Linked DNA regions of Mus musculus: region 2 is linked to region 1. Evidence: chromatin contacts called from ENCODE Hi-C or POLR2A ChIA-PET data. All regions are on one chromosome and are shown on one strand. The core of a region is the stretch at or near the end of the contact, and the rest is flanking DNA. Distances in the headings are between cores, read along the strand shown. Region 1 holds the start of Cycs (cytochrome c, somatic). Region 2 holds the start of Skap2 (src family associated phosphoprotein 2).

Region 1 (6,821 bases), core at 1,711-4,210:
TGGGAAGCACAAGATGTCTCAAAGCAAAGAAGGAAGCAAGAGGGACCAGGCTTGCTCCTTCATAATAGCTGACTCTCTTAGGGACTAATCCACTCATGAGAGAACTAATGTTCCCTTACAACCAGAGCCCAAGATAACTCTTCATGAAGAATGACGGTGCAAGAGACCTGATGGAGAAGTCATGTTTCATTAGGCCCTTCCTCTTAAAGGTCCCACCACCTTCCAATACTGTTAACTGTGGAGCAAGCTTCCAGAATATGAATCTTTGAAGAATAAACTAAACTAAAATTGTGTCCAAATTGTAAGCAGAGAGACACTTCTTGTTGTTTCTTCTTCCTCTTCCTCTTCTCCCTCTTCTTTTCTTCCCGTCTCCCTTCTCCTTCCCCTTCCTCTTCTTCCTCCTACTCCCTTTCTTCCTCCTCCTCCTCCTTCTTTGATTTTTTTTTTTTAAGACAGGGTTTCTCTGTGTAACAGCCTTGGCTGCCCTGGAACTTTCTTTCTACTCCTGGCTGTCCTAGAACTCACAGAGATCTGCCTGCTTCTGCCTCCTTAATTTTGGGATTGAAGACATGCGCCAATGTCTGGAAAAATCCTATCTTCTTAACGTTTCCGTTTCCCTGGGATGGTTTTAGACCTTCTGAGAGATTCATTCACCTTGCAAAAATGAGAGTAGGAACCTAGGCCCTTTAGTTTTTCTTAAAATATATAATATATGCTATTTAAAGCTTCTACTAAAATTTCCTCCTCCTCAATCAAAACATGGAACGGGGGGCGGGGCCACAAGGAGTCTGTTGTTTGGAGGTGGACAATGTGTTCTGTCCACGCTGAGTCTAGGGCTGGCTATGGACTGAAAGGAAACCATCTCTGGCTGTACTAGAAGCTCAGCAAATGAAAAGCCTAGCTCAGAGAAGGTGGCTTGGGGCAGCTCTGGCAGGAATGCCTAGGTAATGCTGCTGCACTTCAATCTAAAGCATCCGATCCACTTATTCCCTGTACGTGAAGAACATCCTAATAGTGATTTGTTCATAGTTTTTTTAAAAAAATACGCAATCCACTATATTGAAAAGAGAGGCATTTGCTTTAAAACAATTACAACTCTTACCAGCCACTCTCCTTCCCAAAGGATAAGAATAGATAGAGCAATGGCTTTGAGATAGGGTTGGGATGCCGAGTCTTTTAAATTCAGACTCCATTTTAGAGAACCTGACCTAAGTTTGAACTCAGGTAAACTAACAGGCTGGTACCTAGCATTAGTTTCCAAGTTGCCCCCCAAAAGAAACCCAAGCCAAAACCAAACACTCCCCTCCCCCACATACACACATAAAACACAAACAAGAGCAACTCACAGCCAACTCGTTTATAAACGAAAAATGGTATCTTCTGTTCCACAAAGAAACGATATTGAGAGAACAATGACTTCAGTAAGAACTACTTTTTCTTTGGAGAAATAAGGAAGGCAGTATCAGGACTTGATTTAAGGACATATTGAATGTCTACAGATTTGCTACATCAGGTCTTTAAAAACTTTAAGAGTTTGATAAATAAGCCTATATACAAATAACTTAAAATAAACCTACATAAGGACTAAGTCTAAATGCTGAACGAGTACCCCCAAAAGCTAGGACAGTTTAATAACAATGAAAATACATCAGACCTCCTTATCTATGGTTCCCATATCCATGTCTTCAGAAATCAGCAGATCACATCACATACTATGTAGTTAGGCTTACAATATTCTCACCAATACAGAATGACTAGCGTTTTTGTCATTTTCCCTAAGTGACACCATACAGCACTGCATTTGGCAGTATAAGTTATAATCTAGAAATTATTTAAATATTGGGGAGATTGTGTAGATTATATACAAATATTACATCATTTCATGTGAAGGACTTAAACACCCATGGAATTCTGTATGGGTTCTGGGGATTGTTCTGGAATCAACTATCCCTGGGAATACCTAACAACTATACTCACACAAACTGACATCTTTGAGCAGATAGGACCAGTGGCTGGAAAGAGATCTATTGAGACTTTAGACCAGCCTTCTAACATCTCATGTTAATCTGATGGCGGAAGGAAAAGTGGTAGAATATAAACAAGCTCAACCAGAATATGTGAGTTCATACTGAGAAGGGCCCGGCACACACCAGGCATCTATAAACACACGATAAACTATGTCAAGGCTAGACAGAACATAGGGAATGGACCGACATTCATCTGAATTTGGGAGAGGGGAGTAATGAAGAAAACGTCCAGTGGCAGAATTTAAAGTGTCTGTGAGTTCGTTTTGAAGTACACCAGGAAAGTATGCTAAGGAGACTTCCATTTCCAATATGGTCAGAAGGGATGCCAAGTCTAGCGGATTCCCGGGAATCCTCTACTCAGGCGAATCCTGCTTCTCCCTTAAAGCTTGCCTGCACACCCTCCTCGTTTTCTACAAACACTAGGGGAAGAAAACAGGGACTCTGGGTAAGATGTGATCCTGTCTGCCACTTGTGCGTACCTTCCCCAGCTTTGAGGCTCTCACTGGGAGAGCAGGAAGATGGTTTAACAGAGTAAAGGTCACCAGCAGGCGTCCACTGCGAGGCCAGTGCAGTTGCGCCAGCCAGGAAGCCTTGACCAAGCCTGGGTAAAGGTCGCCAGCACACCGGCCGGCAGTCTCAGCACTCCCCGTGGGCGGAGGCCGAAGGAGTCCTAGGGCCGGGCGTTACCTGAGCCGAGCCACACCCGGATCCCAAGGGAGCATCGGCCCCGCTACTTGCCCTCGCCATCTCGCAGGCCAGAGGGTGACGTCACGCACGTCCACGCCTTACGTCCTAAGGCCTGTCGTAAGTGTCGGGCAAACGAGGCCTCTGAAGGAAGGGCGCCCTCTGGGCACATCCTACCATGCTAGCTCGCATGCGCGCGCACAAACCTGTCCTGGAGCCAATGAGGTGCGGTTACGTCACGGCGCAGCAGACGGCGCTACCGCACGTCGGGCCGCGGACGGGCGGAACAAGTGTGGTTGCACCGACACCGGTACATAGGCGCGGGCCGGCGTGTCCTTGGGCTAGAGCGCGGGACGTCTGTCTTCGAGTCCGAACGTTCGTGGTGTTGACCAGCCCGGAACGGTGAGCGCGCGACGGGGATGCGGACCGGGAACGGGGCGAGGAGGCCGGGGCAGGCCTAACCTACAAAGCCATGCAGAACTGTGGCACGGCTGGAGGCGGCGTGGGTGTAGGACCGGGGCCCGGAGTTCTAGAAGGAACTCGCCCGCCGCCCCTTCTGAGAGCAGAAGCTGCTGTTCCTTCAGGACTGGGCCAGTTCTTTTCCTGATTAAGCATCTGGGAGGGTGGGTTTGTAAAGTCGTAGTCACCCCTGGGATCTCAACGTGAGAGTGAGACGGTTCCTTCCCCAGTCCTCCCTCGCCTTCCCGTGCCGGACTAAAGCAAGAGAGAAGAGACTTAACCTCCTAATGAGACCGGAGCAGGCGGAAGCACTTAGGATCACCCCCAGCCTCCCTTATCTTTGGAAGTGACTTTAATCGGCAGCACTGACAGCAGTTTAGCATTCTGAAATGTTAAGAGTTGTAGTGGTTTTGCTTTAATGAGTCCGGTTTCATATTTGTGACTTTTTGACCTTGCCTTCTTCGGAAACTGGGGTTTGAGCTGTGGGTTTCCATTTCCCTTGGCATGGACCTGTCTTGAGCACAGACTTGCTTTAAAGGAGAGTCTCCTAGGTGATGTATTTGCTATTGAAGAATATTGCAAGTGGACTGAGTTAGCACCCTGCCTGGTGTTAAGAGGACATAAGAATAGCGGTTTGAATGGTCATTGGGATCCGTAGTACGTTTTACTGTTGGATCTTTTCCCTTTTAGAATTAAAAATGGGTGATGTTGAAAAAGGCAAGAAGATTTTTGTTCAGAAGTGTGCCCAGTGCCACACTGTGGAAAAGGGAGGCAAGCATAAGACTGGACCAAATCTCCACGGTCTGTTCGGGCGGAAGACAGGCCAGGCTGCTGGATTCTCTTACACAGATGCCAACAAGAACAAAGGTAACGGGGGGAGCTGCTGTCAGCCACAGCACAGGTTGCTTGGGTTAACCAGTGCAGAATTACCAGGTGTGTAAAACACTTAACCTCTGCATCTCTTTCTGTTTAGGCATCACCTGGGGAGAGGATACCCTGATGGAGTATTTGGAGAATCCCAAAAAGTACATCCCTGGAACAAAAATGATCTTCGCTGGAATTAAGAAGAAGGGAGAAAGGGCAGACCTAATAGCTTATCTTAAAAAGGCTACTAATGAGTAATTCCACTGCCTTATTTATTACAAAACAAATGTCTCATGGCTTTTAATGTACACCATAATTTAATTCACACACCAAATTCAGATCATGAATGGCTAGCAATGTTTTTGTTGGACAGTCCTGATTTAAGTAAAACTGACTTGTCATAAAGTGGGTACGGTCTTTATTAAAGCAACAGTTCCAGTTGTATACATGCTACCACGGCTCTCCCTTTCTCAAGATAAGATTGGACTTAATTAGCAATGTTTTACTTTCCATAAATAGGGGCATGTCACCTCAAACCTACTAAATGGTTTTATACTTAGATTTATATAACTGGGCATATGAATATGCTTAAACACTGGGAAAATTCTATCACTGTCTCAGAAACAAGAAGACTCAAATGTGTTTCAGTTTGTGTTCACTGGCCTCTTTCAGGTCATGGCTAACCACCAGGAGGCAACTGTCTATTCTTGACAGTGCAGTTTTAATTAGAATTCCCTACATCAAGGATGTTGCCTTTTACTATTGAAAGGCATTTACTGTGGTTTATGTATGATATCAAATAAAGAGTATTTAACACTTCTTTATAGTTGATCTGCAAATTAAAATGCTTTTAGAAACAAGCAAGTTAGGCCTTTTAAATTCTCTATTTTCTAAGACTAAGTTGTAAATCAGAATTGTCCTTAAATACCCACTCAGAAACACACATAACTGGAATTCGATTAGGAATGGCACTCTTTGCTAACTTACTAGATGGAAAGATGGAAATAAAGGAAATAGTTTGTATCAGCAGAAAGAAGATAATTAAAACAACCACAGATCGTGATCCTTTGATTGTGCTTTGTTTAATGACAGTTAACATATCTTTAGTTGTTTAAATGTTCCCTGGTATAAAGCCATGGTCTAGTGAAGGTACTAGGTGCTCTTACCTTGATATCTCGGGCAACTCCGACTACAGCCACGCTTTACCCTTCGTTCTTTGGCCAGAATGAGATCTATAAAGGTGAATAATTATGTATTAGCTGAGTGGTCCTAAATTTTATAGAGAATGGCAGGGAAATGAGTGATAGTGGTGTCTTTGTGGGGGTGAAAAGGCTGGAGAAAGACCTCATCGTGACTTCAGACGTGTAGAAGATGATTAACTGGGCCTCAGGTCAGAGGCAGCACTTTGTGACAAATCTTACTTTATACAAGAAATTGAGGACAATCTGGAAACAAGTTTGGAAAGTTTTCTGTAATTTGGAGTTTTGGGCTGATGGGTAGGAATTTTTTTTTTGTTGTTTTGGACCTATTTTGTATGTATGGGTGTTTTCTCTGCATGTATATCTGTGCACTACACTTGAAGGCCAACCCAGGGTGTTGGATTCCTTGGGACTGGTGTTACAGCGGGATCTGCAGTGGGCGCAGTCCAGGCTGAGTCCTCTGGAAGAACAGCCAGTGCTCTTGAGTCCTCTCCAGCCCTGATAAGCTTTTTACTTTGTAGGTCCTTCAGAGATAGCTTTGTAATAACACTTGATGAGTCCCAAGTTTTTGTAACAACTTTCCAGGGCACATTTTAACTAATGTGTAAAGAAATAAAGCCCTGGAATTGCCGGGTGGTGTTGGCATACACCTTTAATCCCAGCACTTGGGAGGCAGAGGCAGGTGGATTTCTGAGTTCAAGGCCAGCCTGGTCTATAGAGTGAGTTCCAGGACAGCCTGGGCTACACAGAGAAACCCTGTCTCAAAAAAACAAAAAATAAAAATAAAGCCCTGGACTTGTTTTCTTATATTCTGGAAATGATAGAAAAAAAAAGTCATAATAAGCCGTTGAGATGAATATATAGACATTTGGCTTAAGATTTTATAACATTGGGCTTTCAATATAAATTCAAAGGGGCCTCGTTAGTGCAGCAGGTTGTGTGAGTCCTATAGTTTATAAACTCAGATTCTGTAACCCAGAAGTGGTGAAGCCATGATGACTTATTTCCTGACAGGCAACCTTTTCTGGGAGCCCAAGTAAAGGGTCCCTACTGATGACCAAACTTAGAGTTGTTATTTCTGTATCTATACCTAATACATCATCTAAGGCCTGTGTTACACAGATGGAACCTCCTGTGTTCTAAGGCTAGACTCAAGTAAGATACCCAGTGATGGAGAAGGTAAACCTGTGAGATGCAGAAAGGGGACAGTCTCTGTACACTGATTTTACAAGTCAGGAAGTGGGACCACTCTAGCTGATCTGCTTGCTCTTAGTTGCTTTGTAGGTGGCTAGTTCAGTGATACCATAAAGGAAAATCAGATGAATTTCTTCTCAGTTCCACCTGCATTCAGAATGCTTAGAAAAGCTCTACCCCATAGTCCTTCCTGTAATGGATCTTTTAGACATACTTGTCCATTACCCTGGTGTGGCTTTCAAACCCATGAAGTACATGTGGGTTGATGAAGTAGCTAATGGCTGCTGTATTTATGGCATTGACCTAGAACTAGTACCAGCCAGTTTAAGCACTTGCCTTCTGAGAATCTAGAATTAATGCACATAAAATTCTGATGCCTTTCTGAACACTGATT
Region 2 (7,002 bases), core at 2,943-5,442, 1.4 Mb before region 1:
GCAACCACTTCTTGGCATCCTCAATAGTGTCTGGGTTTGGTATCTGTATATGGGATGGATCCCCAGGTGGGGCAGTCTCTGATGGCCTTTCCTTCAGTCTCTGCTTCATACTTTGTCTCATATTTCCTTTAGACAGGAGCCATTCTGGGTTAAAAATTTGGAGATAAGTGGGTGCCCCCTCCCCCAGTAGGGGGCCTTGCCTAACCTCTGAATATGGTTTCTACAGGTTCTCTCTTCCCTTTGTTGGGCATTTCAGCTAATCTCATCCCTGTTGGGTCCTGGGAGCCTCTTGCTTTCCTGGCATCTGGGACTTGCTGGTGGCTACCCCCAGTTCCCCATCCCCCATTGCTTCACACCTCTGTTTAAATTCCTGACCCTCTGTATATCATCCCTGACTCCTTCCATACTTGATCCTGCCCACCCCCCCTTTTCTGCCCGTCCCTCCTCTCTTCCTCCCAAGTCCCTCTTACCCTCTACCACCTGTATTTTGTTTCCCCTTCTAAGAAGGACTGAAGCATCCGAATTTTGGTCTTTCTTCTTGAGCTTCATATGGTCTGTGAATTGTATCTTGGGTATTCCAAGCTTTGGGGATAATATCTACTTAACAGTGAGTGCATACCATGTGTGTTCTTTTGTGACTGGTTATCTCACTCAGGATGATATTTTCTAGTTCTATCCATTTGCCTAAGAATTTCATGAAGTCATTGTTTTTAACAGCTGAGTAGTACTCCATTGTGTAAATGTACCACATTTTCTGTATCCATTCCTCTGTTGAAGGACATCTAGGTTGTTTCCAGCTTCTGACTATTATAAATATGGCTGATATGAACATAGTGGAGCGTGTGTCCTTGCTATATGTTATGTGATCTATTTTTGAGAAAAAAAATCAAGAGCTATTCCTAGAGTCTAGTATTTTTCTGTGGGATGGTATGAAGGCCTCAGTCTCTTTTGGGTTGAGATTTTAAAGTTTCATGTATTATTATTATCATTATCATCATCATCATCCTAATGCAACTAAAGTATGAAAAGTACTATTTGATTTCTCTACTAATTTTTGCTATGAAAACAAGAGAAACAGGAACAATTTCTTTCAGCCTCTCTTTATTTCTCTTTCCATCTTACAATCAATCCAGTAACTTTAATAATAAACAGTAGAAATCATGGCATATACAAAACATTGCCTAAGCGAATACATCATGAGCCTGTGTCTCAGAATGGTTTGCTAGAGGAAGTGTGTTTCATTAAAAAAGTCCATTTTCTGGTATTGCCTTTTTGATTTGGACTCCTAGATGCTCTACATTTAAGGCAATCTTAATATTTTTTTGTCTCTTGCTAACAAGAGTGATCTGTCATAATGAGCAGAGCAGACACTGCCCATTTGATCTACTCGAGAGAGCTGTCTATTTGATACAGAGCAAATCACCTCAATTCCTTTGTGGAATGAATGGAGTACAAATAAAAAAGACAGAAGAATAAAAATAAATGTAGTCAGTTCTTTCTGAAGGCAACAAAGTATTGAAACATTTAGAGCCTCTTAATAAAACATGTGAGAAGACAGAACATTCTGTAGGACAAGACTAAAGGAAGGGATAATCCTTCCTAACACAGACTGCCTATGCAATAGTTTCTTATTTAGAAAAGTGGATTAGCTTGTAGTTTATTAACAGTTCTTAATTCTTTCAAGTCGGAAGAATGAAATTCATTTTTAACTCCACAAGAGAGAATTCTAATTTTCAGCACTCTTTTTTTTTTCTAATAACTTATCACATTGCTCATCTGGGTAGGGACTTTGGATTCCATTTTGATTAAACAGACACTTTGGAGATGTCTTTTTTGTTATCATTATGCATGTTTTACTTATTAAGCTTTTGTTTTTGCTGTTTTGTAAGATATAGGTACCTATAGATTTCAATTTTCCTTTTTAAAATCAATGTTTTATATCATCTCTTTGAGAATGACATAAATGTCATAGTACAATCTGAAAAACACAGGTATGTACTCACTTGGTACTGCTAACTGTACATGCTAAGCACATGCTCTGATGCTCTGTGCTGTCCCCCAGCCCTGACACTTTTTGATGAAATATTAATAGAACTATTTTATTCTAGTTGAAGATGACACTTATTACAAATTTTACTTTGTTAAGAGTTAGGAAACAGTAGTAATATAGTTCTCAAAACCAAAATTAAATTAAATGCTGTTTTCCATTTAATCCGAATTTCTTTGGTAGGACTTTAGGCTCCACATTTTAGTAGCTTCTCTCTGTGATTCTAAGGCCGACTAAAGTATAAAGAACATTGGTCTAAAGAAAGCTGGAGGGGAAAAAAAAGCTGGGATAGTGGCACATGCCTTTAATCTCAGCACTCATTGAGGTAAAAGCAGGTGGTGCTCTGTGAGTTCAAGGACAGCCTGGTCTAGTGAGTTCTAAGACAGAGAGACCCTGTCTTGAAAACAAAACAATAAATAGATAAATGGAGAAGAAGAGGAAGAGGAAGAGGGGGAGAGGGAGAAGAACAAGAAGAAGAAGGAGGAGGAGAAAGCTGCAGGGTACATGTGTTGGCATTTAGTCTAGGCTCCGCCTCACAGTTAGCTGGCAACAGTCAGGTGTGCCTGACTCACTATAAAAGGGGCTGCTTGCCCCCCTTCTCTCTCCCTCTCTCTCTTGCTCCCTTCTCTTCTATTGCTCCTGCTCCTTACCCTCTCTCTCCATGCCCCTCCCTGTGCTCTCCACATGCTTATTGCCTGCCTCTCCTCCCCTCCCCTCCCCTCCCCTCTCCTCTCCTCTCCTCTCCTCTCCTCTCCTCTCCTCTCCTTTCCTCTCCTGTCTTCTCCCCTCCTCTCCCCCTCTCTCTGCTTTTCTCTGTCTCCACTCAATTCCCCTCCCCATGCCCAAAATATTCTATACTATACTTTCCTGTGCTGGTATCTCAGCATGTCTCACAGAGACACCCCCTTCCCCCACACCATACTGTGCCTCCTACAAACATACTCCTGATTGGAGCTTTGACACAACATTCTGAGCACAACTTAGGAGAAATAAGAACAAACAAACCACTGTTTGTTTCTACCAATGTAGGTAGGTGATATTCAGATGTCATTTTGAAAATGATGTGCCTGGCAAAGGAAAGTGGAAGGTGCAACTTGATGTGTATCATTAGCCACCTTTCCAAGCATATTTTTAACTAAATACACACTTTACATTCAAAATGTTTTCCCTTGTCAGTTCCTCTCTGAAGACTCGTATCATCCTCTTTTGTATTTAAGTAGCTCTGGTAGCGTCATCTACATGACAAATATGTCTACACAGTAGGTTTTAATGGATTGTAAAGGTTGATGGCACTTGAATGTAATTATCATTTCTACACACACACACACACACACACACCACCCATTTTAAAGACTAAAGGACCCAGAACTTTTTGGATTTTAAGTGTAAACGTGTAATATTGAAAGACTCAACCTTTGCTGACTAGATTGAAGTAAATTTTATATTTTCCCTGTTCTAACCACTATTTGCAATTAAAAAATACTTAGAGCGGGCAACGGTACAGGTGGCTTTCTGGCACATTTCAGGTGCCTGACCCTAAAAGGATATTATCTAGAACTAATTCCGTCAGAGCGAGAGAAATCAACCACACCAAGAATAAGTAGGAAAGTAATGTCAGCGCCAATCAGAACGCTCCGCCGTTTTAGGACTAAGACTCTCAGGAAGGATTGGCGGAAAATGGGACTCCGTTACCTTCATCTAGTGGGACAAAGAAAGCCATGCTAGTTGGGGGGTAATGGTAGAAACTTCTTGGTGGGTTACCAGACGGGGGTTTAAACCTTGGTGGAAAAGACCAGTATTTAGATGACCCCTTAAAGGGAAAGTGCGTAAGCCTTGCGGAGGCTTTATTTTCCGGAATCCTGGAGAAAGAGAGGTGTGGCTGACATACCAGTAACGAAAATGGCGCGGACGAGCTTCAAGGGCCGGTCAGGTGACACAGCTCCAATTCGCTCCCTTCCTTCGGAGGCCTCGCCTCCTGCTCGCTTCCGCGTATGGGCGTGGCCTTCCCGGCTGTGTGTGGGCGTGGTCTACCCGGAGGCGCTTTCTTCGGACAGTCAGAAAGCAAGGTCTACGCAAGCGCAGTCAGGTTTTAAGGCCGGTCTCCCCGCCCCTTCACCCATAGCCCCGCCCAATTCTCCCGGGCGGGGAGGGGGCAGGGCCCGGCGTCCAGCGACCGCTGGCTGGAGAGCTAGTGACTTCCTTGTTGGCAGTCTCGGACGGGCCGTGTCCGGAGTCGTAGCCTCTCGGTGCTTACTCGGACCGCTATTGCGAGTCTAGGTCCAAGCCATTATCATGCCCAACCCCAGCTGTACCTCTTCTCCCGGCCCTCTCCCTGAGGAAATTAGGAACCTGTTGGCAGGTAAAGAGCGGGAAGGGGGCGGTGACGCTAGGGGCGGGGGCGCGGGGACGGCGAGCCGACAGGGACAGAAGCGCTTAGCCCTCACCCTATGCGGACGGTGGGGGGCGGGCCGTATAGGGGGACTGGGATGTCGGGACTAGAAGGGAGTGGGCGTGTATGCTGAAATGTGCTGATCCTCCCTGGACAGCCGGACAGTTATGCGTTTCATGAAGACCGGAATGTGAGGGCGGGAGATGGACAGCAAATGTTGATGAATGCATGTTTGAGAACTGCGAAAGCAGAAGTCCAAGCACTAGGTCCTGCCTGGGTGGCCTGGCCAGTAAGGATGCAGGTGCATCTGCAGGGCCGCAGGTGTTGGGAGTTAGGAGGCCAAAAGGCACTATTTCCAACCCCACCCCCATTTTCTTGAACAGTCAGGCCAAACATGTTTATAGTTTTGAAGGGTGCCCGATTTTCAAATAGCCACTATTTCTAAAGCCTCAGTAACTATTAAAAGTGAAAAAGGAAGGCTGTGTTAAAACTCCTACTTCCTGTATCATGTGATCAAGGAACTTCATCTTTGCAACCTCATCTTCCCCTTTTTGGTTTTACATTCCCATTTATAGGAACTTACTTGTAGGAGTTGAAATGCGGTTCCTCAGTTCCTCAGTTAGGTCAGTAATGTCTGGAGGTGTGTAGTTCCACTAAGCATCAAGAAAAGCTCGATAGTTCTGCACAAAATAAAAAATACATCTTTTTAGAGTATCACAAGTCTCACCTATCCTGATGGTCTTAGATACCACCATATACTTTGTCTTGTAGATGCTAACATCTGGAAATGGAATAATTTTAGTTTGGTTGTCTCTAAAACATTCCTTTCAATATAGATCATGGATTAAAAAGTTTCGCTTAGATGCCTGTGCTGTTAACTGTGTGTTTTAATCGTTAAAAACAATGTCCTCTAAAAGGTACATTTGAACTAGTAAGTTACAGTTGCAACAGTATGAGACCAAGCATCATAGAATACCTTGTTAAGCTGTTGGGTTGTTTGCATTATGTGTGGATGGAGACTTGTGTTTGTATGAACATGATGCAGGGTGAGGGTGTGCTATGTCACTCTGAGAAATGCTTCTCATCATTCATGGATAGCACTAAGAGAAATGATGAAAGAACTGTCGATGCTGATTTAAGGAAATGTTTTAGTTTCTTATATGAGAGCTTAGAGGAGTACCAGTTTGGTCTCATTACAGTTAACATTTTATGGGGTGGCGGGAGGGGCAATGCAGGAATTGCATGTTTAGAAAAATATCTTAATAATTAGATCAGAAAAATGTTTTGTTCCAGAAATGTCATCGTTTTTAGGTTGTCCATATTTGTAATTAAAAAAAATAACAACCCGGTTTTGCTTCTAAAGCTTGGACCCACAGTCACTCTTCCAACATCCTATGTTGTATGACTACAACAGCCGTCACCCACTGACCCTCACAGATTACAGACTGTTTTCGCTCTCTCCTGTATCCTGTAAAGAGAGCAGGATTATACATTTACCTGCTAATCCTAACTTCCTGTGTAGTTCTGCCATCTTTTAAATTAGAGGTTGGACTAGCATAATGTTTGAAATTAGTTTTTTCTAAAATACATGAGGGATTAGAAACAAATATCAAAATAATAACTTTGCAGATTACAAGTTAGCTTTACATTTTATTCTTAGGAGATGTTTTTAGCTCGTGGGTGTGATCTATGGTAAAGGAATAGAGGAAAGTGAGCTAGTCTTCATGGCTTAAAACAACGTTAAACAAGCTTTCAAAGAAAGTTGTTAAGATTTTTTGTGTAATTAACATCCTTAGAGGCTCTCAGTAGTCACTTGTCCCTTGAATCTTCTGGGGAGGCAGGATGACGGCAAGTCCATCACTCAGGTGTTCTTGGGAGAAAGTGCATGGTACAATTTAGAAGTATAAAGTTATAACAAAGTGATTGCATTGACTTGGATTTTAGAGGTATTGCTGTCATAGCTCTATGGTATATAGATATAAAGATAGTGCGTTCTTTTTTAAATTGAAGAAGAGATATGGATCCTGGTAGCTGTAAGCAGTCAAGGCTCTTAAAATGCATGGCACAGTGTGAATTAGTTAGAAACCAACCTTTACAGGAGTTTCAAGTCCTTTGCTTTTACAAGAAAGAAAATAATCTCACTTTATGTTTCCTATGCTCGTCATGTAAATCATCAGATGCCACACAAGTGTTTGCTGAGATAGGTGCTCAAATTTATGGTTTTTTGTAATCATGATTTTTCTTTGTCATTGTTTGGCTTTTTGATTACAGTAGCTTTTCACTACCATTTCAATATTTGTCCTCTTTTCATGCCTTTCCTTTAAAAAAGTAACTGAATGGAAATGCAAAAATAAAGTTACTACTCCCAACTCTTAGTTAGTAATATCCTTGAAAGAATGACAGTATAATAGTTTGAACAGTTATATTTTTTATGGAATCAATGTACTAAAAATTAAATGCCTTTATTTTTTTAAAAAATAAATGTTAAATTATTCCTTTTTAGTACAGTTTATATAAAATTTTGTTGAATCAACCTTTGACACCCCCCACTCTCAAACAATGAAAG

Evidence for each region. Hi-C counts contacts between places; a loop is a spot of excess contacts on that map. ChIA-PET counts read pairs that join two places held with the same protein, here RNA polymerase II (POLR2A).
Region 2: a loop to region 1 is called in a map of heart, with 6 times the contacts of the local background. The contact joins the promoter of Skap2 here to the promoter of Cycs in region 1. A Hi-C loop is called at or near these places in 1 of 37 maps with a recorded cell type or tissue (heart). POLR2A ChIA-PET finds 5 or more read pairs at or near these places in 1 of 5 experiments (embryonic stem cell).

What each region holds. Positions count from the first base shown.
Region 1 is chr6:50,562,708-50,569,528 of GRCm38, reverse strand. Cycs (cytochrome c, somatic) reads left to right here and starts at 2,960. Exons shown (of 3, transcript NM_007808.5): 1 at 2,960-3,113; 2 at 3,861-4,037; 3 at 4,144-6,821. The coding sequence starts at 3,869. The coding sequence ends at 4,292. 5430402O13Rik (RIKEN cDNA 5430402O13 gene) reads right to left here and starts at 2,886. Exons shown (of 3, transcript NR_027892.1): 1 at 2,507-2,886.
Region 2 is chr6:52,009,739-52,016,740 of GRCm38, reverse strand. It overlaps Skap2 (src family associated phosphoprotein 2), which reads left to right and starts at 4,192. Exons shown (of 13, transcript NM_018773.2): 1 at 4,192-4,406. The coding sequence starts at 4,340.